Linked DNA regions of Homo sapiens: regions 2, 3, 4, 5, 6 and 7 are each linked to region 1. A link is a loop called in an ENCODE intact Hi-C map of the cell type or tissue named here. Cell type or tissue: CD4-positive, alpha-beta T cell. All regions are shown on one strand. Each heading gives the region's core, and the rest is flanking DNA. Links, peaks and the distances in the headings are about the cores only.

Region 1 (4,509 bases), core at 229-4,228:
ACTACACATTTAGGAAGCAAAAACCAGGAAAAGTATTTGCAATGTATGTGACAGAATGGAAGATCAGTATCTTGACATATAACTTACAATCATTAAGATAATTATCTTTAAAACATTGATAAATACTGGTTAGGGTATAAAAAAAACAAGAATTCTCACATAATGTCAGTGGCAATATAAATGGGTATTGTGTTTCTTGCAATGCACCAAGAGAGTTAAAAGCGATCATGCCTTTCAAACCAGTAAATCTATTTTTGGAAATCTATTATAAATAATCAGAGATGGTAAAAAATATATGTGTGCAAAAGTATTCTTTTCATTTAATGAAGGGATAAACTTTAAGAAATCTATCAATGTGCTTTCCTCCTACACATTTCCTTGACTGAATGGCCCTAAAAACTAGTAGTATGAATTTTCTACTAGAAGGCAGAAATGGGAAATTGAAGGAAAGGTGTCAGCTCTATGTAAATCTGAAGAGTACATTTTATCAAACTCGGTCTCATGGATTGCAAATCCTAATACACACATTGTTGTGAATACTGGAGATAACAACAACAATAATTATATGTCTACAATTGCCAGGAACTAAGAACCTGTTGTGCTATTTATGGTGACCACCATCCTCCATGAAGCACGTGCTATTATAACCTTCATTTTGCTCACGTGGAAACTGTGATACAGGAAGAAGCAGTAAATTGCCAAGGTTCTTGGGGTTCCTCAAAGAGGGCACTGGCGTTCAGATCACCGGTCTATCATACACAAGATTATACGCTGGTTTACAGAACGTTTTCCTGCCTCCAGTGCAAGAATGAAATAAAAGACAAACTGGGTAGAGTGTAAAACAGCCAGCAAAACTTTTTTCAAAATGGTAATAATTTAATGCTCACAATAAAGTGCTAAGTGGAAGGGTGAGGGGGAAGCCACGTTGTTTCATCCAGTATCATCCAAACATTATTTAAAAATACACCGTATTTACAAAGATAAACATCTGGAAGAAATAAGGTACTTGTTCATGTATTCAAAACTGTATGTTAAGAACACTCCTCTACACTCTTGTCAGTTTGCCGAAAAGGCAATGGTGAGCAAAAACAAAGCAGAACAATCACAGTTTCTGTTCTTAGAAAGGTTACATGATCACATTTACCAATGAGATAGGGGGTCAGGGGTTATTTTTGCTTTCCATTTCAGTTATTAAGTATTTTTTCGACGCTTCTAGACTGTGTATTGTTTTAGAATGGGAAATGAATAAAAATTTTCAAGCATTTTTCAAATGATTTTTAGGACACGGTAACTCACACTGAAAATCTGAGTTTAAAAAAGATGAACTAACGATGGAATATGAACTCGTGTTTAAAATGCACCTTTGGGAATGAAAAACTCTAAGGAAACAACAAATATTATCAGTGGTCATTGCTGGGTGATGGGACTGAGGGTAAGACTGGCTTTCTTTATTACACTGTATTTGTCCTCCAAATTTTCTACAGTGAGGTTGAGTCACTTCCATAATAAAAGAGTGCGTGCATTTATCAATATAAAACCAGGTCCACAAAGCCCAGTACAACCTGGGGACAGTGAATGACAAGACCATTGAGAGAAGTCAAAATACAAGTTACTAAGGAACCTAGGCATCATCTCAAGAGGAATGCCAATTTCAAAAGCAAAAAGATTTTGTTCATCAGCTCTGAGTTTTCTTAAGAGACACTACCCGCTCCGCTTCACCCCCTAAAAAACAGGCAGCCCCAGCAGCAGGACTTGGCAGGTTTAAGAACCAACCTCTTCTCTCAAAAAAGATTCCGCGGCATTTTTTTCAAGCAAGAAGGGCGGGGGGAGAGGCGAGTTGGGCGTATCCATGGAGCAATATTGCCACCTGCAGGCCACAAGAATGAAGCGCCACCAACCGCGGAAGAAAATTCATCCTTTCTACTGCTTCTCGGCAAAGAGCCGGTAGAGCTAACCTGAGGAAGCTACGCAGAATGAAGATGAGGACCAGAGAATAGACTAGTACCGGTCAGACAGGCCCCGACGAACCGGCCGTACAAGGCAGCCTCCCATAGTCCCGCCCTCGGAACCATAGCAACCCAGCAGGAAGTTCCTGCGCCACCGGAAAAAGCAGCTCTCGGGGCGGGGCTGGCCTAGGATTGACGGGCTCTGGGCCTGCGCATCGGAGTCCGGGGAGGTAGGCGCTAGTCTCCTCAGGGTCAGCCGCAGGACTCCTTCCCTGCTATTGAGAGTTGATGGCTCAGGCTCGCGACCGCTGAAGGCCAGGCTCTACTGCATGGCTGCACCAGCCGCCTCACGTTCGAGACCTGTGCCAATCCCATGGACACTCTCCCAGCCAGCCCCTGGACACGCTTCTCATGTGACGCACGCCCTGTCCTCCTCTCAGCCCTCACAGCACGGATCCTCCCCGGCGACCTCAGCGCCCCCGGGGCTGACCAGGCCGCGGCCGGCTCTCCTCCGTCTTGAGGGGGCCTCCTCCTCCCCACCTAAGTCTCCTCCGCGCGCGGTAATGCTCTGGGCCTCAGGAAAGACCGCGCCCCTTCACGATGTCTATTTCTTGCATCCCGCACTCTCATCATGGGCAGCACCCCATCCAGTCCTAACAGCTCCCTCTCTCCAATGTCCCAGCATCCACAGCCTTCAGCCTCAAGGAGGCCTGTCCACTGACCCCAACCGCGTTCCTCACCATTCACCTTCCTTACCCAGCTTACTCAAAGCTATTAACTCTCGCTCCTCAAACGCATCTCTTCATTTTCCTTCCTCCCTACTCGCCTGGCAACCCCCTGCCTTCCCCCGCCCCCCTGTAACCAAGTAGACAAACAATGTGCACCCTCCACAAGTGTACCTTCTCTCTCCTCTCCCTACAATAGCCCCCACAAGGACTAGCACCAACTCTTCTCATGATATTCCTTGATATTCCCCTGAAAAAACAGGAGCGATTGGAGAGAAACTCTCACCACTTCCCAACAGCAGTGGGCCTGCACTTGTAATCTCAGCTGCCCCACTGGAGGAAGTGACAGGATCCTACTTGAGGCCGGGCCTTCACCTGAATCCCATGCCCTCTACCTTCTCAAGGTAGAGACTTTTGTAGTGATTATCCCTTATTCCTGAATTGTCACATTCTTTCTTTATTCTGGATTCTTCTGTCATCTATAAACATGCTCTTGTTTCTGACATTTTATACAAAATGTAATAAAACAGAAATCAGTTCCTTATCCCATATTTCTCCAAGGTAATGACACATTTCCCTGATGCTCCAAGCAGCAAATCTGTCTTCCCTTGTTCTATAATCATTATCATTACAAACCTCTTCAATGCAGCTTCTACCTGCTCACCTCTCAACAGAAAAATGCTTTTGTTAAAGGCACCGATGGCCTTCATATTGCCTAACACTATGATCACGTCCTCATCCTTTTACACTATATGTCCAGATGCCTTCAGTACATCTGACACCTCCCTCCTTCTCAAAGCTACTCTCCTCCCTCCTTCTTTATTTCCCTCCCTGTCTTCTCTCCTCTTTGCCCTGCCTTGTTTTTCTTCTTAATCATAAAATTATTTTATTGATATTTTAAGTGGCATAAATACAATAAATTTGAGGGAGAATGAGGAAGATGTTAGCTAATGAATAGGTCATGTAGGCCTCCACAAAGCTTCAGGACTAATACAGACATGAACAGACACCTGAGCTTGCCCTTGTAACTCCGCGAACACACCACAAGCTTCAGGATAGTTTGTCTCTGATGCTCAAGTAGTCTCAGGAGTTACCAGACAATGGTGGGGAGAGATAGCTTAGAAGTGACGCTCTCTGTACACACATATAAAAACCGCTGATGCAGCACCTTGTAGGCCCCTTTTAAAGCGTGATGATTCCTGTGATGGTTAATACTGAGTGTCAACTTGACTGCATTGAAGGATGCAAAGTATTGATCCTGGGTGTGTCTGTGAGGGTGTTGCCAAAGGAGATTAACATATGAGTTAGTGGGCTGGGAAAGGCAAACCCACCCTTAATCTGGGTGGGCACCATCTAATCAGCAGCCAGTGCGGCCAGAATGTAAGGCAGGCAGAAAAACGTGAAGAGACTAGGCTGGCTCAGCCTCGCAGCCTACATCTTTCTCTCATACTGGATGCTTCCTGCCCTCGAACATCAGACTCCAAGATCTTCAGCTTTGGACCCAGACTGGCTTCCTTGCTCCTCAGCTTACAGATGGCCTATTGTGGGACCTTGTGATCGTGTGAGTTAATACTACTTAATAAACTCCCATATAGATATATATATATTACTTTTGTCCCTCTAGAGAACCCTGACTAATACAACTCCCTTTGAACTCCAAGTTTATTTTTACAGAGAGCTTGTCCTGCTACTGACAGTGTATTGACTTGTATTTGGTAATCCCTTCCATTTTGTGTTTCTTTATCTGTTAGTCAATCTCCTTCAAACATTCCAAATAAATTTGAATTCTACAAGAGAAAGTACAAATCCTAAAGCCTTCCCTTTATGATCTGGATTTA
Region 2 (4,509 bases), core at 216-4,215, 1.6 Mb before region 1:
TCCATACACAACCTCTTTCTTTCATGCATATTTCTTAAGGGCATTCCTGATTGCTTATGAGTTTGTTCCCATTACGAATGACATAAATTTCTCCATATAGCTTCTAATTGATTACTGTGGTCTATTGTTACCTTTAAATTTGTTACTCTTTGACTTCTCCTTTGAACTGGTTGTAACACTTTACGTTTTCCTCATTAATGAGTGAAATACAATCTTTAACATGTTCATTTTTTGTCTACGTAAGAATCAAAATTTTGCCTTTTAAAAATTATTTTAATACTTGTAATGAATTGTTACTGTCCTATACTATTGAATTAGATTTCATAGAATTCCATGTATATATTTTGCATCTAAATTCACAAATTGGATAGAATATTCTTTCTTAGAGCAGTCTGTCAGGTTTTGGTATCAGAGTAATGCTAGCTTCAAAAACAATGTGAATAATTCTGCAACATTTTCAATACTATAACATACTTATAGAATTAAACGTGGCTATTTCTAGAAAATTTGAAGGAATTCACAGATAAAAATATCTGTCCCTTAAAGCCCTAAAGTATTTTTAGATGTCCCTAAAGTATTTTTGGAAGTTTCTCTTTGATAATTGTTTTCGAAGTTTCTACTGTTACATGTCCATTTAGTTTTCAACTTCTCAATAATTTCTGGCATTTAATATTTTATTAGATATTTTTAAGTTCTCTGAGATTTTCAAATATATTAAGGTACAATTATAGTAGTGCGCCTTTAATTTAAAAAATCTTTCTTTGTTGTTGTATTCCATTTGTCATTTAAATTTTATTGGTAATTCATCTTTGTTTTCTTGATTAAATTTGCTAAAGGCTTATCTATTTAATTCATCCCTCTGAAAAGAAACCTAGTCCTTGGTTTCATATTATATTGAATTATTAGTCATTTAATTTCATTCTTCATTTTTAATAATAAAATATTTAAGGTTATGAATTTACTTCTGAATATTCTCAAAGTTTTGGTAAGTCATGATCTCATTTTTATTATTGTTTGTTAGTCTGCTAGTGTTTCTTTGTGCTAATATTCACATATAAATGTGATCTAAAATATTCAAGTAATTGAAGACTTTAAAATTTGTTTTTAAATTGTAAACATTGTACATTATCATCAGATATTTCTACTCTTAAGCGTGTGTAGGCTGGGCTTGGTGGCTCATGCCTGTAATCCCAGCACTTTGGGAGGCCAAGGCGGGCAGATCACTTGAGGTCAGGAGTTCAAGACCAGCCTGGCCAACATGGTGAAGCCCTGTCTCTACTAAAAATGCAAAAATTATCTGGGTGTGGTGGTGCACGCCTGTAGTCCCAGCTACTTGGGAGGCTGAGGCAGGAGAATTGCTTGAACCCAGGAGGCGGAGGTTATAGTGAGCCAAGATCGTGCCACTGCACTCTAGCCTGGGCAACAAAGCAAGACTCTATCTCAAAAAAAGAGTTTGCAAAGCTTTTCTTTGTGACATACATATGATCATTTAAAAATATTATCTCAATATTTGAAGAGACAATATGCAGTCTATAAACAATTTTCAAAATGTATTAATTGGATCTAATGAATTGTTTTTCAAATCTTCTAAGTACTTTATTTTGGTCTACTTTATTGTCAATTAAATTATGTTAAACTCTCCCATACAGAAGTTTCTATCACTTTTTGTATAGCTGACAGTTTTTTCTTTATATATTTGGATGCCATGTTTTTTGCAAAAAAAAAATGGTTCATAAATATAATATCTTCAATACGGTTTGTATCATCAATCAATATAAAATGAATATCTTGGGATCAACATGGTTGTGTGGTCATTGTTCCTGATTTTTTTTTCCTAATAGAGAAGTGACATGCTCAAATACCTATTTGGAGAATGGATTGATTAGGAAAAAGTGAGACTGAAAGCTGAGAAGCCAGTGGGAAGGCTCTTAGAATAGTCCAGGTGAGAAATCATGAGTGGCTGGATTAAGACAAAGGCAACCAAGAGGTCTATGTAGACTTGGAATTAATTGAATTGGGTGAGAGAGGAGTTGAGGGTGACACCTACATTTCTGATTTAGCTGACCATTATCTAGACAGCAATATAGGAAGAAGAGCTGGGTTGGCTTTTCAGAATTGGCCATGTTCTAAAGTTCCTTCTGTTTATATTCATCCCAAAAGGACTCAAGCCCAGACCTAAAGCTAAGTGTTGGATCTTTGTCAGCTGATTGTTTACTCAAACCAAAGTCTTTCTACCTGTATAAAACACTAGGCTGAATATTCACAAATTTTAGGGTAATCACACTTCTTTTACGTGTTAAGAGCTCTTTCATAAAGTTGACGAAAAATTTGGACTGAACGAGAGGGAATTAATTTCCTATACCGTGCCCAAGGTAGTCCACATGTGAAGGTTAAGTTTTCCACAAGAGGGCAGCATCACCTAATAAATTATGTCATTGTAAGCCTTCACCAATAGGGGCTGAGATGGGGAGGCTAAAAGGGTAGAAAATACAGGTTCCGGGAGCCATAGGACCTGCCACACCATGAAAACCAAAGGGCCCTGCTAGTCCAAGCCCATAATTATAGCCACTCCTAAGTGACTGATAGTGGCAGATGTTGCTACAGTATGAGGAAAGAGGACATGGAACTCACCCTGGCGAGATGAGTGGGTGAAACACCTGAACACTCTCATTCTTGTGACTGGCTCAGAAGACACTCTAGATAGTGTTCACACTCCCTCTAAGTTGCTGGTGTCTCTGTACAACCAGCATCTCACAGGGGCCTTTATTTCTTATTCAGATCATTGCCACCCCTAATGATTCCTTAGCACATCATTCTCTGCAGGTTAGGCTGCAAAGCACACCACCATTCTGATGCTCTCCCAATTTAACAATGTTTGTTTATTCCAATTATGCTTCTTTTAGACCCTAAGGAAACAAATGGGAATGAAATTCACTGACAACCCATTATGTGACAGTCATTTTACATAAATTATCTTATTTAATCATCACAATAATGCCATTATATAGGAATTATTATTTGTCATATAAGAGACCTAGGAAGTTGCAAACATGGGAATATCTAACTCCAAAACAAAAACGCTTCCAAATTCACCAAATTACCCCTCCAAGAAGCCTTATTTAAGACCTAAATCTTGACCAATCCAAGATTTAATCAGTGATAATGTATCTATTATATAAGGCATTACTTAACATGTCACCTCCTATCCATGTACATGGGCAGGTATGGATTAATCTTAGGTACCAGCAGGTAATAGAAGTCAGTGGGATCCTACATAACCTCATTCTTCCTAGGTCCAAAGCCTTTCTCCTTAAATATTCTCTCTTCAGGATAAATCATTTGGATATAGAACATGAGGATAATGGAATAATTAAAGATGGCTTCTGTGTTTCTGACTTGGTTGGCTGAGTACATACATAGTGGTCCTGGTCATAGATAGCGATCTTGGGAGAAGATGATGATGTGTTAGGTTTGGGGCATGTTGTGTTTGCAATATCTCTGACACATTTAAGTATAAATGTCTAATAGGAAGTTGGTTATATGGTCTGGAGCATAGGAGATATAGAAAATAAATTGAAGCTATAGGGCTGGGTGAGATTTTCCAGGGTACATTAAGTTAAAAATGGTGGAACTATGGGAAACACCAACATTTAAGGAATGGTCAGAGGAAGAGCAGGTAGTAAAGAGCCTGGTTTTTAAAAAATGGACAGGGATGTAGGAAAATAACAAGGAAACTGACTATCTTGAAAGTAAGAGGTTTGGCCGGGCGCAGTGCCTTATGCCTGTAATCCCAGCACTTTGGGAGGCTGCGGCAGGGGGATCACTTGAGGTCCGAAGTTCGCAACCAGCCTGGCCAACATGGTGAAACTCCGTCTCTACTAAAAATACAAAAATTAGCCAGGCATGGTGGTACATGCCTGTAATCCAGTTACTCAGCAGGCTGAGGCAGGGGAATTGTTTGAACCTGGGAGGCGGAGGTTGCAGTTAGCCGAGATCATGCCACTGCACTCCAGCCTGGGCGACAGAGCAAAACTCCATTTCAAAAAAAAAAAAAGTAAGAGCTTTTTTTTTTTTTATTAACACGTAACAGTTATACATATTTTGGGGGTACATGTATCATTCTGATACATACATATAATGTGTAATAATGAAATTAGGAAAATTGGGATATCCATCACTTCAAACATTTATCTTTTCTTTATGTTGAGAACATATGAATTCTTCTCTACTAGCTATTTTGAAATATACAATAGATTGTTAACTATAGTTACCCTACCAAACTATTGAACACTAGATCTTATTCATTCTATCTAACTGTATTTTTATACCCATCATCAACCTCTCTTCAACCTCCCCACTTCCCAGCCTCTAGCAACCACCAGTCTACTCTCTATCTCCATGAGATCCCTCTTTTCAGCCTTTACATATGAGTGAGAACATGTAATATTTGTCTTTCTGGGCCTGCCTTATTTTACTTAATGACCTCCAGTTACATCTGCGTTGCTGTAA
Region 3 (4,509 bases), core at 163-4,162, 650 kb before region 1:
GCTAACACAGTGAAACCCCGTCTCTACTAAAAATACAAAAAAATTAGCTGGCCGTGGTGGCAGGCGCCTGTAGTCCCAGCTACTCAGGAGGCTGAGACAGGAGAATGGCATGAACCCAGGAGGCGGAGCTTGCAGTGAGCCGAGATCCTGCCACTGCACTCCAGCCTAGGCGACAGAGCGAGACTCCGTCTCAAAAAAAAAGAAAAAAACAAACAAAGATAAAATACTCAAAATGAATGGGGCTCCTATTTCTCTTATTACGTTTTACTATTCTCTGTGTTCTTGAAGGGATTTGTGTTTTTCATCTGTACCGTGGAAGTGTTGTGGAATAGTATGCCGCTGCTCATCTGGTCTCAGGTGTGTATTCAGTGACTTCACATTGGTAGCTTGAAGTAAACCATGGTGGGGGAATTTACAGCACCCAGAAATCAGGCCTTCATTTGTTGTTATGTTGATAGACTAGAATTAATGAAATGATGTAGAAAATGTTAATAATGCTGATTAAACTTTAATGCGTTTTGTGTCTGTAGCCACTACATTGTGAATAGAATAGCATAGAAAATTGAGGAGCTATTATTTTTGTATTTAAAGACTATTGTTCAGTTTGCCAAAGAAGTCACTAGAGTCATTGATGAATAAGTGAAGTTCTTGATGAATAAATGAAGTTCTGATATGGTTCTTTGTTATATGACTCTTACTTGTTAACATAAACAAGTTAAAACCCCAAATTTATGCTAGAACTACACTTGGAGAGATGCTTGCTAGGTATTTACCAGTATATATCTGGCCAATACCTTCAACTCCTGCCGCATCCCATGCACACCAAATGACCTGGTCTCCCAGCACTGACTAGTGGTTCCAGAGCAGTGGGCATTGCAAGTGACATCAGAAGGGATGGTTAGAGAAAATGGGATATAAGGCCTTGAAGGGAACAGGAAAGGGCAAACTGAGGAGGGGATGAAGGGGTGGAGGAGCTAGCCCATTTCTACGAGTACATATGTGTGAGAATATATAGCTAATGTTTACTTAGAATGTGTTTCTTTACAAACTTCAATGCATATTCCATGCATATTCAAGGATATATATTTGTACATGCATGTACGTAAATAGGCATTCAAGCACATAACTACAATAGAGTTAATCAATTTTATTTATTCATTTTTAAACAGGTTAATGCATGGACATATTAATGTGTATGTGCAATGAATGCTTCAAAATTTTCAAAAACACTGGCTAATTGTTTCCCCCACTTCTTTTTACTCAAACCGTAAATACATTTTTTCAGAATTTCCCACCATTGGCAGGAAATAGCTATATTTTAAGTTATGTGCTTTCTAAATAAGTATAATTCTGGAAGTTGTAAAACCCCAATAGAAGCTCTACTTCAGTAACTGGTGCACAGTGAGTATTCTTAGCTTATGCATACACAGATATTTATTGGATAATGATATGTCAAATGATGTACGGGGCACTTGGGATTCACAAAGAATTGGGCAGTGTCCTTGCCTTCAAATATCTCACAGAAAACAGAAATTAAACAAATGTAATTTATGATCTGGTACTGGGACCAGGATAGAAGTCTGATCTTCATGTATGTCACACTCTCTCCAGCTTCTAAGACCTCATATATATTATTCCACTCTCTGGAAAATTCTAGTTCTGCTTTTCACCTAACTCCTATTTATTTGCTATATCTCAGATAGCGTGTCTCTTCTTTTGAAAGGCTATATCTTGCCTCCATCTTGATATATACTGTCAGAACATCTTGAATTCCCCTACTGCTATGAGCACCTATCACTGTTTGTTGTAGTTTCTTGTTTTGTTGTCTTCCTCAACAGACCATGAGCTCCACAAGGACTGAGATCAAGGATGCCTTACTCATTTCTATATCCAGGAGCCTACTTCAGTACCTGCCATACCAGTGTGAGGAAAGACACTATGACAGCTGGAGGGCTCAGTTCATAGGATGGGGATAAAAAACAGTTAGAAAAAAATGAATCCATGCCAATTTCCTATTCATATATCACAGTCAAAGTTGCATGATCGGACATGACTAGATGCTGGAAATTCACTGATGTAGGTTGTATTCTTAATATTCAAATAGTCGAGGATTTTATTTAGCAAGGAAATAAAATTTGGGAGCAATGATTTTATGAAAGATGTCCTATTTCACGGAAAGGACACAGAAAAAAACAGTGCCTCTTTCTCTTCTTGATTCTATTCTTCCTGGTTGTAATTCCTAGAATGCTTATTATAGAGGAAAGCATCCTAACTACTGGGCTTCTTTCCCAGAGATTCTGAGGAAGCAAGCGTCATCCCATTCCCTATGAATTTCTCAAGTGTTAAAGTAAAATCATCCAACAATGTGCCATCACTTATAACGTCCACTGGAGGGCGATATACTACTGCTGGTACCACCTTCTATAGCATAGCCCGCGAGGACTAACTTTAGTTTCCTAACAATGTAATTATAAGTCCTCATAGTGCAGAACACCTAATAAATAAAAGAAGCCTTTTCAGTAGATGTGAAGATACAGATGAGAAGATGGAAATGGCACCAGCCCTGCGCCCACCTCCCATTTCCTTACCTATGACCCCAGGGTAGACCAGGTTCCCAGGGGTCCTGTAATACTTCCCCTCCATGCTGACTTGTGACTAACACAGAACACAGAGCTAATGGTTTCACCTAGAACATGGCCGGTCTCTTTAGGTTCCTGGGTATCTCATCCTGGAGAGAGGACAAGATTAGGAGATGAGTGTTATTATCATAACAATTTTAGAGATGAGGACACTAAAACTGAGGTCCAAATAAGTTTATTAACTGGCCCAAGAATAAACTTATTAACTGGCCTCTTTTCTGTGCTCCCACAGCACCCCACTTTTTCCTAGTCACACTGTATTTGGAGGCTTTCTCATTCGCTAAATGGAAGTGATAAGGACCTAGAGACTGTGTTTTTTGTTCACTGTTCTATCTTAGCATGGAAAACAGTGCTGGGCAGCCAGGAGGCATAAAGTGGAGGAAGGCTAGGCAGAGAATAGGGTATGAGGTGGGAGAGGATGAGGTTCCATCTATGGTGATTCCCCTGTCACAGCTTGGATGAATGTGGATGGGGAAGAAACAGTGGATGTTGTCTGATAAATCCATTAAGAGGAGAAAGATCATGCAGCACCCTACGGATTTACTTCCTATTACTCCTTCTACCCTGTCACTGGATTGATGTAACTCTCACTTTAAGTGTCCAAAAACATCGCACCTGAGAGGGTATCCATGAAAGTATCTAAATCTTAGGATAGAGTGCAATCATGACCCTTGGTTCTATTTATCAGTGTCGTCACCTAATAAGAGCAACCATCATAGCAAATTCTTGAGTGCCTGCTGGGCGTTAGCCACTGTACCAGCAGATTATACACACGCCCTCATTTCATCCTCACAATGAAGATGAGGGTGGGCTTTTATAGATTTTTTTCTTTTTTGAGACAGAGTCCTGCTCTCTCACCCAGGCTGGAGTGCAATGGCGCAATCTCGGCTCACTGCAACCTCCGCCTCCCGGGTTCAAGCAATTCTCCTGCCTCAGCCTCCTGAGTAGCTGGGATTACAGGCGTCCGCCACCACACCTGGCTAATTTTTTGTATTTTGACAGATTTTACAAAGCTGGACAGTAGTGCATAGAAGAGTTGGGTTTTCAGCCCTTGCTCTTTCCTTGAAGTAAGAGATGCCTGAAGCATGGCACAGTGGCCACTGTCAGGGTCCATGATCACTAATGGCTCACAAACATTCATTCACAATTTTGAAGTGTAAGATATACTTCTGTGCAATAGAAAAAAAGACAGCTAACACATAAAGTAACATTAACTTTAAAGCCTCCTTTGGAAATAAAGGGGAAAACACTGACTTCCTGGAACCTGTGGTAAAATCCCCCAAAGACTCCCTTAAACACCTCTTGCTTTCCCCTATATTCCTTGCTGGATATAAGCTGCTCGTTGCTTCTCTTTCTCTCCAGTTCTTACTCAGTCATCCCCTTCCCCAACAGCTTGTTCTTTCTCAGGTTTTAGCCCCCCTCCCATTCCTTCTCACCAGCACAACAGTCCTCTGCTTGCATTCTCACACACAGAAACCAGCCTAGCATGCTTAAACTGTATGCCAAGTTAAAAGGGTGCTTGGCACTCTTGAACATGAGTCTTTAACCAAACTGATGAATGATTTGCACATGGCTTAGAGAAGCAAAAATTATCAGAACACGCTTTAAAAGTCATTCTCAGAAAAAGAGAGAAATTATATATACACATTTCTTTGGACAGAAACACTGACATGGCAGAAGCATGACATCTTGAGTCATTTTTTTCCATCCCTCTGGATCTATTCTATGCAATGGAGTGTAATATAGGTGTAACTCAGTGCAATTTGGTATTTTCTGACCACCAATATGACTGAACCACCTAAGGCATATATGCATGTTCATGTTCTCCCTTCCTCTCTCCCTCCCTACCTCAACTCAATCCCTAGGTGGA
Region 4 (4,509 bases), core at 314-4,313, 830 kb after region 1:
GTTTATTCAGCTGAGGTCAGAGCTCAGGAAGAGACACACATTGAGGAGTACAAGGGGGAGAAAAAGCTACTATCAGAGATGTATCAGTTTTGACAGAGGCAGGGATCCCACACTGCCTTCCTGCCTCCCTCCATCTCCCTCTCATTCTGTGGGCTTGCTTGAGTACACCCACACACACTCTTGGCTGTTTGTTCCAAGCAGAGGCGCTGACAAGTTGTCCCAGGCCGCTAAAAACCCTGGCTATGGTCTCTGTTCCCTTTTAGAGTGACACCTATCTGCTCATCTAACTGCCTTCCTCCATTTCCCCTTCCTTGCTTCTCCCCTATGCAGGCATCCAGCAAGATGAGGACATCTATGAGGAAGGAAACTATGAGGAGGAAGGAAGTGAAGATGTCTGGGAAGAAGGGGAAGATTCGGACGACTCTGACCTAGAGGATGTGCTTCAGGTCCCAAACGGTTGGGCCAATCCGGGGAAGAGGGGGAAAACCGGATAAGGGTTTTCCCCTTTTGGGGATCACCTCTCTGTATCCCCCACCCACTATCCCATTTGCCCTCCTCCTCAGCTAGGGCCACGCGGCCCCACATTGCACTTCTGGGGGGTGACCGACTTCGTACACGGGTTTAAAGTTTATTTTTATGGTTTAGTCATTGCAGAGTTCTTATTTTGGGGGGAGGGAAAGGGGGCTAGTCCCCTTCTTTTGGCCCTCCGCCCCCGCAGGCTTCTGTGTGCTGCTAACTGTATTTATTGTGATGCCTTGGTCAGGGCCCCTCTACCCACTTCTCCCAGTCAGTTGTGGCCCCAGCCCCTCTCCCTGTGCTGTGTGGAGTGGACACCCTGACCCCCGAAGCGGGGAGGGCCGCTGTGGCCTTCGTCACAGCCGCGCAGTGCCCATGGAGGCGCTGCTGCCACCTTCCTCTCCCAAGTTCTTTCTCCATCCCTCTCCTCTTCCCGCCGCGCCGCTAGCCCGCCTCGGTGTCTATGCAAGGCCGCTTCGCCATTGCGGTATTCTTTGCGGTATTCTTGTCCCCGTCCCCCAGAAGGCTCGCCTCTCCCCGTGGACCCTGTTAATCCCAATAAAATTCTGAGCAAGTTCAGAGTGCCGCTTCGAGTCTTTTGTTTAGCCTGGTGCCCCGGCCCCAGCGGTCAGTTTCCCCCAGGCCCACACGTAGCCGCCTGGCCTACGCAGTATCCTGCAACATGCTAGTTGCGGGGGTTTGGCGGGTGGGGGGCGAGCTCCGCCAGGCCGCAGAGGCGTTGCGTCAGACCAATGCGGATCATCCTGGCCAATGGCAGTGCGAGGCTGAGGAAGCCCCTCCTTCTCCTGGCGCCCGCAGCGGACCCAGCCAGGTAGCGAAGGGCTTCCCACGCCTTCCCCTCTGGCGCATGCGTGTAGAGACATCCTGCGTCCTAGAACATCCATTTATCAGTGATTCATCTTTTAATTTATAGTGCGTCAAACCTTTCCTCGGGCCTAGAGTGAGCGGGGCGTGGGGAGCCAAAGGAATTCATTTTCCTCATTCGCATTTAGTAAAAATAAAACACGACTTCGGTCCGGATATCACAACCCAATTATGCAGGAGCGCTCTCTTGCCTTTGGGAAGGGGTGCAGAGTCCCTAGAGCTGGGCTTGGGGGAGAAGGCAGAAAAGATAGCTCAAGCAGAGAAGTATCCGTAGAGATAAAGGAAAAACAAAGGGGAATTAACTATGTAACTGTGCGAAGGGGTGGAAACGTAGGGAGTTGGACATCTGAAAAACAGGCTTTATCCGGGAGACCTTGGAAAGGCTGAGTTATATTAAATTTAGATACATAAATTTTATCTCGGTGGGCGCCAGGAATATTTCCCAGATTTGTTCTGGATCACAATAACTTTTATTCAGACATCCGAGTCGGTCTTTTATAACATATCTCCCGAACTTTCCATCCAACGCCTTTATTTTGCTGGAAGGCTTCAGATATGGTTAGATTTGCGTTTTAGAGAATGCCCTCTGCTGGCTGCCAGGAGAACTGACTGGAAGGAAGGACAGCAGTAAGGAAATAGACGCTAGACCTCAGGTGGGATTGGCAAGATGGGGGCGGATATGAGAGGTTTTTAAAATAAACTTAATTTCAGAACAGTTTTAAATTTACAGAATTATTGTGAAGATAACAGAGAAGTCCCGTATGTCCCACAGCCAGTTTTCCTTATTAACAGTTTACATTTCTGTGATACATTCGTCACAATTAATGAACCAATATCAGTACATTATTATTAACTAAGGTCCATACTTTATTCCAGTTTCCTTAGTTTTAACTTAATGTCCTTTTTCTGTTCCAGGATTCCATCCAGAATAGCACACTACATTTAGTCATCTTGTGTCCTTAAGCTCCTCTTGGCTATGACACTCTCTCAGGCTTTCCTTGTTTTTGATGACCTGGAGTCATTTGAGGAGTACTGGTCAGATATTTTATAGAATGTCCCTTAATCAGGATTTGTCTGATGTTTTCTCTCATGATTAAACTGAGGATATGAGTTTGGGGAAGGAAGACCACAGAAGACAAATGTCATTCTCACTAGATCATATCAAGGGCATGTACTATCAATGTGATTTATCACTGTTGATGTTAACTTTGATCACCTGGCTGAGGTAGTGTCTGTCAGGTTTCTCCACTGTAAAGCTACTCCTCTTTCTCTTTTTCCATGCTGTACTCTTTGGAAGGAAGCCAAGTAAGCGCAGCCCGTGCTTAGGGAATGAGGAGTTATGCTCCATTTCCTTGAGAGGGAAGTATGTACATAAATTAATTGGAATTCTTCTGCAAGAGCAATTTGTCTATTCTATGAGAGCTTTTAAGATGTTGGACTCCACAGGCTTTAGATATGGAAGGAGAGGGATTCAGAGGAGTCAAGATGACTGCCAGGTTGGTGTGAGACCTTTGGCAAGGCCCCTTCCCTCTCTGGGCCTCCTCTGTGAGATGGTTGGAATACCAGATCCTTGACATGTCTCTCCAATGATTCTGATAAATGTTTTGGGGGGGACAGGATGGAGGCTTTGATGTGCTGTCAGAGGTGGGCAGGGAGGACTGAGGCCCAGAAAGGGGAATGTCTTGCCCAAAGTAACACAATACCTCGAGGCCAGAGCTGAGAGTGCAGGATCCCAGAGAAAAGAGACATCTACATGCAATATCTGGAGCCAACCCCAATGAGTATGCGGTGAAGAGGAGGGGAGGGGAAAGCAGCAGGGGCAAAGGCAATGGAGTAGGCCGGAGTAGGCCAGAAAGAGGTCAGCCTGCCAAAGGATCCCAGCCAATCAGAGCCAGAGTAGCCAGTCTGGTTACTCTTGCCTCAGTCTGCCCTACCTCACAACATGACTCTCCTTGTCCTCTCTAGAGGGCCTCAGTTTTCCTATCTATAAACTGAGGCTTATCGTGCAGGGGGATCAGTCCAGGAGAAGCAACCTGCCTAAGGTCTCAAGACAGAGTCTAGCCTTGAAGCAGGTCTCTGAAGTCTGGCCTTCACTGTGCTCTTCCCTGATTCCTCTCTGTCCCCCCAATCAAATCCCCAGCCCCTCATCCTGGCATTTGAGACTCTTCTTCACCCACCCTGTTAGAGAGGGCCTCTGGTCTTCATCTTCAGTGATGCTCTTAAGAGTCAATCATAGTATTCTAGTATAGTTGGCCAGGGTGCTCATGTCCTCGGCTGAGCCATGTGAGGACAGGATGTTCTTTGCCCAGAGTAACATCTTGTTCCCTGTGCCCTCACTCTTCAGTCTGGACCTCCGAAAGAGAGGGCTGTTCTAGGTCTTTAAGGTCACATCTAGCTCCAAGATACTGTCTTCGCTGAAGGCCAGAGAAGACAGGCCCCATTGGCTGAGACCTTAAACAGAAACCAGGAGGATGAAGAGTCATGGGCCCAATGTGCCCTAGGGCCTGTTCCCATGTTGAAACTACTTGTCTTCATATGCTTCCTAGCTTGCCCTCGCTCCTTTGCAGCAGAGGGCCCTGCTCCTGGGTGGGAGGTTCCTGGGATTTCCTGGGACCAGACCTTTAAAGTGCCACCTACTTCTGTGAGTAGAATCGGATTGGCAGGGACAAAACTAGATTCAAGAATGTCCCTCCTTAGGTGACCCAAAGGGCTGGCACTGGCTCCCCCAGTTGGGGGTGTGCAGGATGGTTGGGAAGGAATCCTATTATTCATTCAGTAAACACTTATGAGTACTTACTGTGTGCCTGAAGTACTGAACTGGGTGATAGGGATACAGCAGGGAAACAAGATAGAGCAAGTCTTTTTTTTTTTTTCTTTGTTGCCCAGCCTGGAGTGCAGTGGCACAATCTCCGCTCACTGCAAGCTCCGCCTGCCGGGTTCACGCCATTCTCCTGCCTCAGCCTCCCGAGTAGCTGGGACTACAGGCGCCTGCCACCACGCCCGGCTAATTTTTTGTATTTTTAATAGAGACGGGGTTTCACCATGTTAGCCAGGATGGTCTCGATCTCCTGACCTCATGATCAGCCCGCCTCGGCCTCCCAAAGTCCT
Region 5 (4,509 bases), core at 255-4,254, 370 kb before region 1:
TGCGATTCATTCATTTAACAAATATTTATTGAGGATATAAAAATGTGCCAGGCATGGTTCTAGGTGCTGGGGAAACAACAATGAATAAAACAAAAATCTGTCTCCCTAAGAGGTTTACACTCTAAATGGGGGAGAAAGGCATAACTAGAGGAGAAACACTGTGTTGGTGGGAAGGAGGAGGCGTATGAAGGAATCGGTTTGGGACCTGTTAATTTAGAGAATACTGAGAGATATCCATTTGGAGAAGTGAGGTAGGTAGTTACTATGGATCTAGAATTCATAGGCCAAGTCATGACCGAAGATACAGATATGGAAACAGATAGCATAGAAAATGGTGTTTCTGACCTCCTTTCCTGAGTCTGATCACGTCTCACTGCAGACACTTTACAGAGGAAGTGCTGAGGAAAAACAGGCAGCTGACAGAGGAGGTTGCTATGCAACAGATGAGGAAAGTCATCCAGCCAGGCAGAACTGATGTTGGCCCTTGGGGACCAAATGCTGCAGTCCTTCCTAGCATTAGCTTCCTTTCATGTTCAGGCTTCTGGCATGAGTTGATGCCAGAACAAATGTGAACTGCACAAAGATCTGTCTTGAATTTTGGAACTGTACCAGTTTAATTTGAGTCACCTCACATCTGTATTTAATTTTCTGCCTTTTTGAGTTTCTCCAGTTATCCTGGAAGCATAGCAGCGTGTGTGTCCTTGGGTAGGACCCACTTGCTGTGCATTCCACTTTGCACATTGAGAAACCAGGCCCAGAGAATTGAGTGACCCGTGCGGGCTCACACAGCTCGAGACAGACAGGCTGGGCACTCCATTCCTGGAATTCTGAAGCCCAGCCCAGTTTCTCTCCATAAAACCACAGCTGCCCCAGGCCCCAGCCCTGAAAGGAACCAGGGCTTGCCATGGCTCAGACACACAGGTCTGATTGTCCTGGCTGCTCCAGTGGGCACCAGGAAGGCCTCAGGGACAGTGTGATTGTATCCCTGATAAGGAAGAGGCCTGATGTTCTGAGCACAGAGTGGACCCCAAGGAGCAATTCCCACGCCTGGATGGACCCACACAGGGCAGGGGGAGGGTGGGGGCCTCTGCTTGTGTCCTCCTGAATGCAGAGCATGAGCTTGGGCCTCCTAGAACACAAACTTTGCTTGTTTGGTACAAATGGGGTGCCGTGGTCTGTTGCTCAAATGGAGGAGGGAGGGGTACCCTTAGTCCCCAGGCCAGCATGAGCAGAATGTGGGCTTTGGAGTCAGGAAGACCCAGACCCAAATTTTGCATTTTGTTTCCTGGCTCTGTGGCCTTGTCTAGTTCATGCAATGTATCTGTGCCTCAGCTTCCTGATCTGCAAAATAGGGGTGCTGACATCCACTTCCCAGGGCTGCTGTGACAGGAAGACAAGCCCCAGCACAAATCCTGCTGTGATGTACAAGCTGTGCCCTTCCCTCCTTTCCTCCCCCAACACACACAAAATGAGTCCATCACCGGAGCTGCAGAAAGAAAGGGAAGAAACTAACGTTCTTTCTGCGTCTGGGAGCTTGTGGGGGCGGGCAGGGGGTGAGGGAGAAATCATGGAGTCACGTGGCAGCCACAGACTTACTACTACTACTTTGTTAGCTCCAATAGTGTATCCTCTCAGGCCATTCCGTTTCCTCAGCAGAGGTCTAACACTTGTTGCAATTAGAGACCCCAAACAGAGACCTAAGCATGCTGGACAAGGGGGTGGAGATGCAAGCCGGCCTGACAGGAGGGGCCTTGAATAGGGGAGGGACGGAATAGAGACGCATTGCGGAAAAGGTAGGGGGCCGGTGTGTGGGGCAAGGGGTGGGACCAAGAGGCACAGCGCATCTGTGGGGGAGGGGGCGTAGAGGAAGGGGAGGTGCTGTTGTATAGTGTCGACCTGGTTGGTGGTGGGGTGGTGTGTTGGCAAAGGGGGCGGGACCGCCTTCCAGCGCACATGCGCATCATGGTCTCCAGGACGAAGCTTTTGTTGGGAAAGCAGGCGGGACTGACTTTGGCTCTTCAGTGTTTGCGCATGCGCGTAACGTCCTGAGGCGGTGGGTGGTATATTAGGCGAAGAGGCGGGGTCGCCCAAGCTGCCGCGCTGGCATTTTCTCCTGGACAAGGAGAGAGTGCGGCTGCTGAGAGCCGAGCCCAGCAATCCCGATCCTCTGAGTCGTGAAGAAGGGAGGCAGCGAGGGGGTTGGGGTTGGGGCCTGAGGCAAGGTGAGAATTAGCCCCCAGACTGGGCATCTGCCCCCTGGTGCGGGCCCCCATTTTTTTTTATCCCGATCCCTTCACCCTGGATTCTGAATCCCCTTCCACCCCCCAAACCCCAATTCAATGCCCCTCCCGATCCTTCCTGATTCAAAACCCCTGTCCGATCCCTCCCATCGTTCGAAATCCTCAGATTCCTTGACCTCGATCTGTACTGTTAGATGATTCCTCCTGACTCAAAACCTCCATGCAACTTCCCAAATGCGAATCCCAACCCAACCGCACCCCCGCTCCGAATTCAGAACTCATCTGCTTCCCGATCCCCATTTGAAGCTTCGCCCTGTCAGTAGCTTCTCGGGGTTCAGAACCTCCATCTGGACGCCCATTCACTTTTACCGCTCCGATCCGTTCCTCCTCACATTCACCTTATCCGCCCGCACAGTCAGACCACAGTCACCCCCCTCCCAATTAGGTCCTTCGTATTTGCCCTCTGTAGTATAACGCCCTGCCCCTCTCCCACAGCCCCCAGGCTCCGCTCTTGCCAGAGGGACAGGAGCCATGGCTCAGAAAATGGACTGTGGTGCGGGCCTCCTCGGCTTCCAGGTGAGATCTCCACTCCCCACCCCACCATTTCCCCAGCCGACAGTCACCCCTCCCCGCGGGCCTCTTTGGTCTCCCAAACGCCGGGATCCGGTTTGACCCTATTTAGTGACTAGACTCCGTGGGCTTTTCGAATTCCCATCGTTTATCGAAGGGGGGGAGGGGCGTCTCTTTTCAGCCATCAGTCCCTGCTCAGAGAGAGGGGAGACCCTGTTAGTAGTCAGGGCAATCTGCCCAGAGAATGCGGGGTGGGTAAGGAACCATTTTTTTTTTTTTCCAGAATCCTGACGCTTGTAGAGCAGTCTGTCACCCCCTCCCCCAGCCTCCTGCCTCCACCCTCCCTCTTTCTGCATTCCCCACTCTGTGCGACCCCCCTTATTCTCAACTCCGCGATCCGCCTGCCGTCCTGAGCTGCTACTGCACGCCTCTTGGAGCGTCCCCGGCTCCTGTTCGTGCCCACTTTCCGCATACCGCCCCACCCCTCATTTTGCCCTTGCCCTACTTCACCCCTGCCACATGTTTAGTACCCGCCTGGTCCCCCATCGCCCCTCGCGGGCCCCCTAGATCTCTGCCTCAGCCCCCCTGTTTTTGCACCCACCGCCCGCCTGCAGCTCCGCTGCTGCGCTGCCACCCGGGCTCCCTATTCCCACCCCACCTCCTGCCTCAGAGGCCCAGAGATTTAATTTTTTCCCCCCTGTGTTTGCAGGCTGAGGCCTCCGTAGAAGACAGCGCCTTGCTTATGCAGACCTTGATGGAGGCCATCCAGATCTCAGAGGCTCCACCTACTAACCAGGCCACCGCAGCTGCTAGTCCCCAGAGTTCACAGCCCCCAACTGCCAATGAGATGGCTGACATTCAGGTTTCAGCAGCTGCCGCTAGGCCTAAGTCAGCCTTTAAAGTCCAGAATGCCACCACAAAAGGCCCAAATGGTGTCTATGATTTCTCTCAGGCTCATAATGCCAAGGATGTGCCCAACACGCAGCCCAAGGCAGCCTTTAAGTCCCAAAATGCTACCCCAAAGGGTCCAAATGCTGCCTATGATTTTTCCCAGGCAGCAACCACTGGTGAGTTAGCTGCTAACAAGTCTGAGATGGCCTTCAAGGCCCAGAATGCCACTACTAAAGTGGGCCCAAATGCCACCTACAATTTCTCTCAGTCTCTCAATGCCAATGACCTGGCCAACAGCAGGCCTAAGACCCCTTTCAAGGCTTGGAATGATACCACTAAGGCCCCAACAGCTGATACCCAGACCCAGAATGTAAATCAGGCCAAAATGGCCACTTCCCAGGCTGACATAGAGACCGACCCAGGTATCTCTGAACCTGACGGTGCAACTGCACAGACATCAGCAGATGGTTCCCAGGCTCAGAATCTGGAGTCCCGGACAATAATTCGGGGCAAGAGGACCCGCAAGGTGAGATCTCTGCTAACTTCATTTTGCTTTGGGGCTGTCTCCTTTCTTCTCTGAGGGTGTTCATTTGTTCTAAACAAAACAATGTATGTAACTGTATTCAGCTAGGCTATAGGGCATTTGAAGAGAATGTTTATTCCTGTCCTCCGGATGTTCACAAACTGATGGGGAGATAATACATGGACACAAATAATATATACAACCTGTATGTAATTCAGTTTACATTTTGTTATGTTAGTAACCACCATGTGTTAAGCCTTGAGCTAGGCACATTCACACAGGTTG
Region 6 (4,509 bases), core at 240-4,239, 930 kb before region 1:
CCTTTCAGAAATTTCTTTTTCTATTTCTATGTAGGTCATTTGGTTTTCAAAAAATTTTCACAAGTAATTTTTCACTGCTGACTTTAAATCGCTATTTCCCATGTAGATTAACCTTACTGAATAGATGCTGCTGGGGATCTGCTAGCCAAACGCATCTGATCAGAAAAACTGTATTCACAGAATTTGATTTCCCATACTCAACTTCCAACTCCCATTGCCCCTTACTGGATACCATAGAAGAACCATGGTTCTCTGGATTTAAGTTTGTTTTTGAAAGAAAGTGGTTTCCATTCCATATTTGAATGTAGTGACATTCCGCTTAACCTCCCTGACTCCCAGTAACCACAGGAATGGAATCTTTTGTGGTGATTACATCCCAACAGAGTTAGCTCTAGCGATGTTCAGCTGGTACAGAATTGTCAAACTATTAGGATTCCTGAACAATCTCTCAATGATAGAGAGTAATTGTTTTGTCTCACAGTACCACCTTTTCTGGGTGCCAAATTAAAAGCTCTCACGTTTGCCTCAGTACTTGCTTGAAGTCAGGAATCCCATCTAGAATAGCTAAATCTCTCTTCTGGACCTTCCGCTGTTCCCCCAGCCATGTCTGACATTAGGTAGAAGGAAAACCTATTTTGTGAAGAGGGTATTCGAATGAAAAGATCATTCCTAATTTCTAGAGCAACCTAGACTATGTCATATCTCTTAAACATTATTGACAGGTATTGGGGTCCCTTAACTTTTTTTTTTGAGATGGAGTCTTGTTCTATGGGTCACTGTTACGCACTTTCTATTAAGAAATTTTGGGTTTCGCTATGTAAATTCTAGGTTCCTCTTCTGGATTTCATCTCCCATGACAGTTGAGGAAATGTCTAGTTTTTGAAGAGAGTATGGGTGGGGGCTGGGGGACCGGGCGCGGTGGCTCACGCCTGTAATCCCAGCACTTTGGAAGGCCGAGGCGGGCAGATAACGAGGTTAGGAGATCAAGATCAGCCTGGCCAGCATGGTGAAACCCCGTCTCTACTAAAAATACAAAAACTAGCTGGGCATCGTGGTGTGCGCCTGTAATCCCAGCTACTCGGGAGGCTGAGGTAGGAGAATCGCTTGATCCCGGGAGGCGGAGGTTGCAGCGAGCCGAGATCGTGCCACTGCACTCCAGCCTGGGCGACCGTCTCAAAAAAAAAAAAAAAAAAAAAAGACTGATTTTCCCCCTCGTCCCTGTCCCCCAATGGACAAGTGCCTACTTTTTCTTATTCTAAAAAAAATTTGAAGACGACATGTTGGAGTAAAGGTAAGTTTGGTTGCTTGATACAGAATTTGCTCTGGATGGTTAACATATTTTCTAAGAAACCTATGTTCTGTTGATCAGGTCACCTTTGAAAGAAGTAACCCTGAAAGGGGTGAAAGGTGGCCATAAATATTTTTAAGTCCTGTAGAAAATTGATAAAAATTGAAGTGTGTATGTGTAAGAGCTTGTAAAGAAACAGCAACATTAGAGGGCCCTTGTGGGATAGATGGTTTAAAGGGCTCTGATGCTGGAGCTGCTCCTTGTCTCACTTGCCTTTAAGTGGAGTTCAATTGTAAGAAAAAGCATGTCCTCCCTCCATAGTTGTTGACTGGGAAAAGGGAGATTAGAGCTTACAGCACTAACAGCTGGCCAGAGTTTTATTTTTCAGAGTTCCTTTTGTGGAAGCATCAGTCAAAACAAATATTCTCAGCATCATTCTTGTATTGCAATCATCTTTCTGAATGACTGTTGGCCTATTAGAATATGGACTTTTTGAGGACTAGGACCCAGACTGAATCCTCCCCCATATCCTCAGAGCCTAGAACAGTGCCTGAAATTTGGAGACATTTGTCTTTGATCCACAGATTAGAAATGTCTACAAGTGTATTCCCGATTTCTGAGCTTCATAATGTACCTGGGACAATCTGTTATTCCCTCAGGCTCTCATCTGGCCTCACAGTGAAACTGCATTCGATAATTCACTGAAGGCTTTTCCAATTCAAAATGGTTGATGAGCCATAGTAGGTGCTCAATAAGTATTTGTTGATTAGAGGAATGGATGAACCAATAAAACCCTATTAATAAGAATTTTTCTTTTTAGGTGAATGGCATAGATGTTGTTCAGATTTACTTTGAAAGAATCAAGTATGTGAATGGATGGATGAATGGAATTGTGAAGCACAGATGAGCTCTTTCACACTCCAAGGACACAGCTCATCCTATGCTTTTGGACACTTCTTCCCTGTTTATTACAATGACTATTCTCCAGGTTGTTGCACTACCGCTGTATCTGTACATAATTCTAACTTGGCACCTGTGGCCTTTTTTGTGCTCTTATGTGTCTGTATTTCCCGGCAGAGTATACGCCCTTGAATGCCAGGAACTTGTTTCCTTAGTCTTTTTTATATATCTAGCATATAAGATATTGCTTAGAATATGGTAGACATCACTGAAGATTTGTTTCAGTAGTTCATATTTTGTAATGATACTGAATGGTTAAACAATCCCTTTCTAATCTGTCTAGCATATATGTGACTTTTGTTTATCAAGTGTCACACAACTGCTTCAAGGCAGCTGTGAGATACTAGAAAGCAAAAATTCTTACTCCTATGTCTGTGTCATCCCAGATGTGTGCCTCCAGATGGCAGTATACTACACTATCTGTAAAATATATTTGCAAAGCCAGGCACAGTGTTACGCGTCTGCCTCAGGAGGCTGAGGCAGAAGAATAGCTTGAGCCCAGGAGCTTTAGTCTAGCCTGAGCAATATAATGAGACTCCGTCTCTTAAAATATTTGCCCAAACATTGAACCTAAATTTGACCATGCCCCTAGAAATAATTCCTAATCTTTAGAAAATAGGGCAGAGAAACATTATTTTACACCATGGAGATGAGATCAGCAGAATCCAGACTATAAGAAACTACAGGACACATGACCTAGTTTCTTCTGTAAATAACTTGCAAGGATGAAAGATGGAGGATGAACCTATAGATTTAAAGAGACTTAAGAGACATATTAACCAATTGTTAATTGGATCTTATTTGAATTGTGATTTGACCGAACTGTAAAACGAATACATTTATGAGACAATCGGGGTAATTTGAACATTGGTGGGGTATTTGGTATTAGAATAATGGTTTTATCATTATGTTAGAAAGAAGGGTCCTCATCTACATTCTCAAACATCTGTGGCTGATATGATATGATTCTTGGAATTTGCTTCAAAATAATAAGTCTGGATGTTAAGTGCATTGGAAATATTGATGAAACGAAATTGGCCTTGATAATTGTTGAAGCTGGGTGATGGCTAAAATGATGGTTCATTATATATGTTCATCTCTATTTTTGTATGTTTGGCATTTTCCGTAATAAAGTTTATAAAAATAATTACTGGAGTTATTCTTATTAAGCCTAATATATAAGGTAGAAAAAAAGGAAAATATTTAGATTGTTTAAAAAAGGTTGGCTGTGGCATACCGCTTCTGGCCCAAGGGGTCAAATGCCCAAAAAGAGAAGGGAGAAATACCCTGGAGTGGCTAGCAGTTCCCTTGCTGTAGACCAATGTTAGCAGTTTTTTCTTTTAATTTGGCCCATTGAAATAGGAAAAGCTAGATTCTTATTTATTCATACTAGAAAATAAGAATGGATTCTTATATGCTGTTGAGCAGGGGTTTTGATAACACCTACATACCAGTTCATACAAATGTGAAAAATCAAAGAGGTGGAGTCTCCAAGGAGAAAGTTTATGGAATTTTATAAAAATCTACATAAGCCACTTTTTGAATAGTTTTTAAGGGAACAATAGCTGTAAACTTGTTAGCTGCACATAATTAAGTTTAAAGTTATATTTGAAGGTAGGTAAAAAAGGAAATTAAGCAGTTAACATTCCTGACTTCAGTGGACCATTTTGCATTTCACAGATTGCAGATACTCCTTCAGTTCTGGACTGTGCTTAAATTTCTGCAAAGGCTAAAATTCTGTAAAGGCTGTGCTTACATCAACAAACATGGTGTCTGTCCTGATGTTTTTGTGAGTCAAGAAGGAACAGGCAGAAAGTGAGAAGAGTATTAAAGGTCCCTCCTAGGGAAGATGAATTCCTTCCTAAGTGTGAAGTACTGAAGCTGAAGCTGCCCCTTCTACTTCTGTTCTTTAAGTGTGTTCCAATCCCAAGAGCAAGCAACTCCCCAGAACCAACTGTTACTGGGAAAAGGGGAGGTGAAAAGTTTACCTTAGAGCCCTTTACCAGTCATAGCTGGACAGAGCTTTCAGTTCCAAGATTCCCCTGTGAGAAGGCACCATGATATACCAGAAAAACTTTCATCAAGTTTTCCCTGGAAATTGTTTTCTAATTTGAGTCTACTCTGATTGTAGCAGATTTTTTTTTTTTTTGAGATGGAGTCTTGCTCTGTCACCCAGGCTAGAGTGCAGTGGCACGATCTTGGCTCACTGCAAGCTCCGCCTCCCGGGTTCACACCATTCTCCTGCCTCAGCCTCCCAAGTA
Region 7 (4,509 bases), core at 145-4,144, 460 kb before region 1:
ACCAAGGATACAGAATAACTGAATATTATCAATTATCTCTAGCTGATATTTATAGAGCATTTCACTCAACAACAGGAGAATGCATATTCACATTCTTTTCAAGTGTACATGGAACATTCACCAAATTGACCATATCTTCAGTCATAAGACAAAATTTAACAAATGTAAAAGAACTGAAATCATATATTGTAAGTTTGCTGATCATAATGGAATTAAAAAAACAATAGTGGAAAATAACAGGAAAATCTCCAAATACTTGGAAATTAAACATGCATTTCTAAAGAACCCATGGGTCAAAGAGGAAGTACACACTGGAGACAGTGGCTCATGCCTGTAATCCCGGCACTTTGGGAGGCTGAGGCAGGAGAATTGCTTGAGCCCAAGAGTTCAAGACCAGCCTAGGTAACAAAGCAAGACCCCATCTCTACAAAAAATAAAAAAAGATTAGCTGGACATGGTGGTGTGCTTCTGTAGTCTAGCTACTCGGGAGACTGAAGCAGGAGGATCACTTGAGCTTAGGAGTTTGAGGTTATAGTGAACTATTATCATGCCACTGCACTCCAGCCTGGACAACAGAGTGAAACCCTGTCTCAAAAAAAAAAAAAAAAGGAGGAACTACAAAGGTAAAATTAGAGATCATTTTGCACTAAATTAGAATCAATATACAAAAATATCAAAATACAAAATATAAAGATTGGTGGGATGCAGCTAAAGCAGTGCTTAGTGGGGAACGTGAGTCAAATTGTTGAAATAAATTGTAAAAGTACCAGCAAAACTAAGGACCGACCTTATTGCTAGTTTCCTTCTTTGCTCTGACCACATTTTGGTCATTTATTCATTTAACAAACATTGATAAACACGTATTTTATGCTAGGCTCTTAAGTGTTTAAATGTCATCTTTAGCTCTAGGCTCTGGGATCCTAGTGTAGTGTCTCTGGGTGTAGCATAGTATTTGGGACATGGTAGGTGCTCAGTATATACTTGTGGACTGACTAAAAATAACCACAAGAGATCCTCCCCTGTGGTGAGAATTGTGGCGCAGATTTGGGGGCCAGGAGAACTTTCTGGAGGTAGTGGCAATAAATAATTCAGTTCTAAACTTGTTCTGAAAGTATTTAACCAGAGTACGGATTTTTATTATTGAAACATTTTTTTTCAGTTTTCATTTTCTTCCTTTTCTTGGGGAGTATGTAAAATAATGCAAGAATGCTTTCTAAATGAGTCCACGTTTATTCTTTGGATATTTGAATATGGTATGTAACTCTGGATACGATCTCAAAGCAAAAATGATTTAGATTGAAGATTTTTGTAAAAAGCTTGAAATTGAAGTATACCGCTAATACAAATGAACTTTTTAAAAGTGGTGTGCCAGAAAACAGTAAATCAGTTTGGTAAATATGTAACTGTAGACATCCAAGACAGAGAAAATGAGGCCTGAGTTAAGGGACTAAGATGAAGGGAGATATTTCTAAGGCGAATCAACAAGGAGAGGTGGCGAATTGTACATGAGGGATTTGGCAGAGATACTGCAGCTCCTGGCACGACAAGAATTAGGATTTGTAAAAAGTTAGTGATTCTCTCTCCCTGCCGGTTTACATCACAACGTAGGTGTTGATCTAGGGAGGGAGTCAATGAGATAGAGCATTGCAGAGCTTGCTAGAGAGGCACAGGAAGTTGCCTGAAGTGAAGGAGGGGGTAGCGGCTGCAGAAGCTAAAGCTTCCGCCAAACAAAAGAGGACAGCACTTCCGGTCACGCCATCGTTGCTGCCTTCTTCGTCAAGGTGAGTGTAAAGAAGGGGACTTGGTAATTCTCACAAATAAATCCCCATACACTCCAGGGAAACCTCCTTTTGTGCCTCAACGTGGGGTGGAAAGGAGAATTCATCCCCGCGTGCGTTGTATGAAGGATGCTTCTGACGCCTGTGGTTCTGATCGCCTCGCTATCTCCTCCCTTCTCCTCCGGAGATGGGGGGCCCGCTCCTGCCTCACCTCCTCACTCTGGTGGTCCCTTTAACCGCTTGACTCCTGGTCATGCTTCACCTCTCCTCTTTATCCCGTATCCTCTTCTCTGGTCTGAGCCAGCGTCATTCCCTCTACCACAGGTCACTCCTACCTCCTACCTCTCACCTCCGCCTTCTGCCCCCCATCCTGTTAACCTGCGACTCTTTGCGAGCCCCTTCCTACCCTCTGTTTTACTCCCCCTGCTGGCCTTTGGTCTTTCCTGTTCCCCTCCCGCGGAGACCAGTAAATTACGTACTTTGCAACAGTAGGTGTGACTTCAAGGTCAAGGCTTTTTTTTTTTTTTTTTTTTGGTTCTTTTAAAGTATAAGCAAAGAAGCAGAAACCTTAGAGCCCTAAGAGGCATAGGCACTTGTCCAAATGATGTTCTTTTTTTTTTTTTTTTTTAACTCTAAACAAAATTACACATCATTTAGATACTATTGCACAGGTTTCAGTCTTCTACACATTGCATTTATTTTTTTATGTTGCCATAGAATTGAATCCTCAGATTTTGGGGGGCAAACATAGTGGATTATACCTGTAACCTGGTTTCAGCTTCAGCGTAAGCTTTCCCATCCCCTGTAAAACTTCTCTTAGCAGTGAAATGGTTGACAGGAATGGCATCCAGTCACAAATTTATTACTTTATATGAGTTGAGTTTATTATGCAATTTCTTTTCTGGTCTCTGATAGCAACATTAAACAGCAAGCTGACATTTTGCAGACGAAGACTTTTTCTGAGAGCTTTGCAAGTATTACACAATCTATTTGTTGCAATGTGAAATGTACTTTTCTATTACATTTGTTACCATGTCAAATTTATCTTGTGAGAACATTAGTTATTAAATAATAATCACAGTACCGAAATGATCATTAAATTTATGCTGAGAATCAGAGTTTTCCAGGCTCTATCAGGATCTAACGAGGAATTTAACCAAAGTTCTCTTTGAATAAGCAGTGGACTCCTTCCTGTGTGTTATGCTTGCCAGACTAAGGGGTGATTATCTTTTCTAGGCCATGTATAGTTTTTATTTAAGAATAAACAATGAGGCAGAGCTTTTGTGACACCAAAACACTTAGGAAAGAGTATTGCTGATGTCTCTTTATACTCTATTCAAATCATTATTACACAGCATTTAAATATCACACTTGTTTCAACCCACTGTGCATCCATCCATTCATTCAATAATTTTTTATTGAATAATTTTTATTTGCCAGACAGTGTTCTCAGCACTGGAGATACAACAGTGGATAACAAAAACAAAGTCTTTTAAACTATAGCTGGGAGACAGACAATAACTTAATATATAAACAATATATATTGGCAAGTGGCACTGGTGTTAAATGAACGAAACAAAAAAATACATGAAGAAATAAAAAAGAAAAAAACAAAAAAAGAAATAAATATGTAATAGGTTGTAATGTGGACGGGTTCTACTATTTTAGATAGGATGGGCAGGAAGGCTTCACTGGTAAGGTGATATTTGAGCAGGAACCTGAAGGAACTGAGGGCACACACTATGCAGATATTAATGGGAAAACAGGATTTATGTCATAGTCTTTGCATTTGTTCACTCTGTTTCCTAACCCGCGGCCACCTTCCCATTCCCCTAGTGGTCACTTTTCTGCATAGCATTAATTCAACGCTCTGCATACTCAAATAACCTGATCCATTCACATTAATTTCTCATATTCTCTTCCTCCTGGCTAGCTTCTTGCTACCATTTAGGCGACTTGTCAGCCTCTTTAGGAAGACATATCACTATCTCCATATTCACCTCATCCTCAGTTTGTTGATTGCTGGTGCATTGTGTGCTATCCTACAGGATATTTGATTATCTCTCTCGCTGCTCTTACCACTTTGTGTTCATAATATGTTGTCCATAAATATTTGGTACGGTAAAGTGAAATGAATTCAGTGCTTGTTTATAAAAGATAAAACTTTTAAATATGGCTTTCCCCCTAATGTTCAACACTATTCTCTAAGGTCAGTATTATCATTGTCATTTTACTAATGCTAAAACCAAGACTAGGAGGTATGTAGTAACTTGCTAAACTGTGGTACAGTTTATGGAGTTAAGGTTTTTCAGGCACTCAGTCCTGGTCTGGTTCTCTCTATCTGTTTCTTAATGAGAAATAAAAAATATACAGAATATTTTATTATTTTATAAGACAATCCGGGTATAGAAATTTTATTTTTTGTGCTTCTTTCACAACTTAGATCATATCAGGTGCTTGAATTACTCCCTAATTATAAATATTAAGCTCTGAGAGGCATGAATAATGCCTCTTTTTACCAGAATATTTTTAAATAAAAAATTAAACAAGCAGAAGTTGAAAGAAGAGTACAATGAAAACTTTTATATTCTGGACCTAGATTCAACAACTGTTAACCTTTGCCATATTAGCTCACTCTCTCTATTACTCACTCTCTTTCTCCATGCATCCATCCATCCATCCATCCGTCCATCCGTCCATCCATCCATTTATCCATCCATCTATCTATTTT

What was found. Peaks named below come from ENCODE experiments on the same cell type or tissue, not always from the same donor. Only the 100,000 strongest peaks of a DNase experiment are listed, where the experiment ranks them.
Region 2: it touches region 1 in a loop (14-fold over the local background); 9 of 110 quality-filtered maps call a loop at or near these places.
Region 3: a loop joins it to region 1, with 4 times the contacts of the local background. A loop is called at or near these places in 13 of 110 quality-filtered maps.
Region 4: it touches region 1 in a loop (7-fold over the local background); 3 of 110 quality-filtered maps call a loop at or near these places.
Region 5: it touches region 1 in a loop (4-fold over the local background); 11 of 110 quality-filtered maps call a loop at or near these places.
Region 6: it touches region 1 in a loop (5-fold over the local background); 3 of 110 quality-filtered maps call a loop at or near these places.
Region 7: a loop joins it to region 1, with 3 times the contacts of the local background. A loop is called at or near these places in 4 of 110 quality-filtered maps.

What each region holds. Positions count from the first base shown.
Region 1 is chrX:52,259,784-52,264,292 of GRCh38, forward strand. The region is part of intron 1 of LOC105377209 (a long non-coding RNA gene); the gene reads right to left. Among named protein-coding and RNA genes, the nearest start is that of SNORA11D, 71 kb to the left of the region's middle. RefSeq lists enhancers at 1,721-2,080, 1,893-2,394, 2,395-2,894 and a silencer at 1,767-2,025. In CD4-positive, alpha-beta T cell, for the core only: a CTCF peak has its summit at 1,892 (motif pointing left); DNase peaks (open chromatin) are centred at 1,828 and 2,098; H3K4me3 peaks cover 965 bases; H3K27ac peaks cover 888 bases.
Region 2 is chrX:50,689,525-50,694,033 of GRCh38, forward strand. All of the region lies in intron 2 of SHROOM4 (shroom family member 4), which reads right to left. Among named protein-coding and RNA genes, the nearest start is that of SHROOM4, 120 kb to the right of the region's middle. In CD4-positive, alpha-beta T cell, for the core only: CTCF peaks have their summits at 2,398 (motif pointing right) and 2,600; a DNase peak (open chromatin) is centred at 2,417.
Region 3 is chrX:51,612,179-51,616,687 of GRCh38, forward strand. No RefSeq gene overlaps it. Among named protein-coding and RNA genes, the nearest start is that of CENPVL3, 4.5 kb to the right of the region's middle. In CD4-positive, alpha-beta T cell, for the core only: no CTCF peak of the experiment used is centred there; a DNase peak (open chromatin) is centred at 2,393.
Region 4 is chrX:53,087,446-53,091,954 of GRCh38, forward strand. TSPYL2 (TSPY like 2) reads left to right here. Exons shown (of 7, transcript NM_022117.4): 7 at 331-1,095. The coding sequence ends at 494. Among named protein-coding and RNA genes, the nearest start is that of KANTR, 4.4 kb to the right of the region's middle. In CD4-positive, alpha-beta T cell, for the core only: CTCF peaks have their summits at 1,945 (motif pointing left) and 2,145; DNase peaks (open chromatin) are centred at 1,346 and 1,986; H3K4me3 peaks cover 1,218 bases; H3K27ac peaks cover 1,490 bases.
Region 5 is chrX:51,891,534-51,896,042 of GRCh38, forward strand. MAGED1 (MAGE family member D1) reads left to right here and starts at 2,090. Exons shown (of 13, transcript NM_006986.4): 1 at 2,090-2,222; 2 at 2,736-2,816; 3 at 3,520-4,227. The coding sequence starts at 2,772. RefSeq lists enhancers at 1,385-1,504, 2,145-2,234, 2,547-2,596, 2,817-2,866. In CD4-positive, alpha-beta T cell, for the core only: no CTCF peak of the experiment used is centred there; a DNase peak (open chromatin) is centred at 1,928; H3K4me3 peaks cover 2,419 bases; H3K27ac peaks cover 912 bases.
Region 6 is chrX:51,334,131-51,338,639 of GRCh38, forward strand. It overlaps NUDT10 (nudix hydrolase 10), which reads left to right. Exons shown (of 2, transcript NM_001304963.2): 2 at 2,109-3,395. The coding sequence ends at 2,109. The region is part of intron 4 of LOC105373204 (a long non-coding RNA gene); the gene reads right to left. Among named protein-coding and RNA genes, the nearest start is that of NUDT10, 3.6 kb to the left of the region's middle. In CD4-positive, alpha-beta T cell, for the core only: a CTCF peak has its summit at 2,668 (motif pointing right); a DNase peak (open chromatin) is centred at 2,671.
Region 7 is chrX:51,801,337-51,805,845 of GRCh38, forward strand. It overlaps a transcript of MAGED1 not described here. Among named protein-coding and RNA genes, the nearest start is that of GSPT2, 60 kb to the left of the region's middle. In CD4-positive, alpha-beta T cell, for the core only: a CTCF peak has its summit at 2,208 (motif pointing left); DNase peaks (open chromatin) are centred at 1,715 and 2,215; H3K4me3 peaks cover 1,175 bases; H3K27ac peaks cover 912 bases.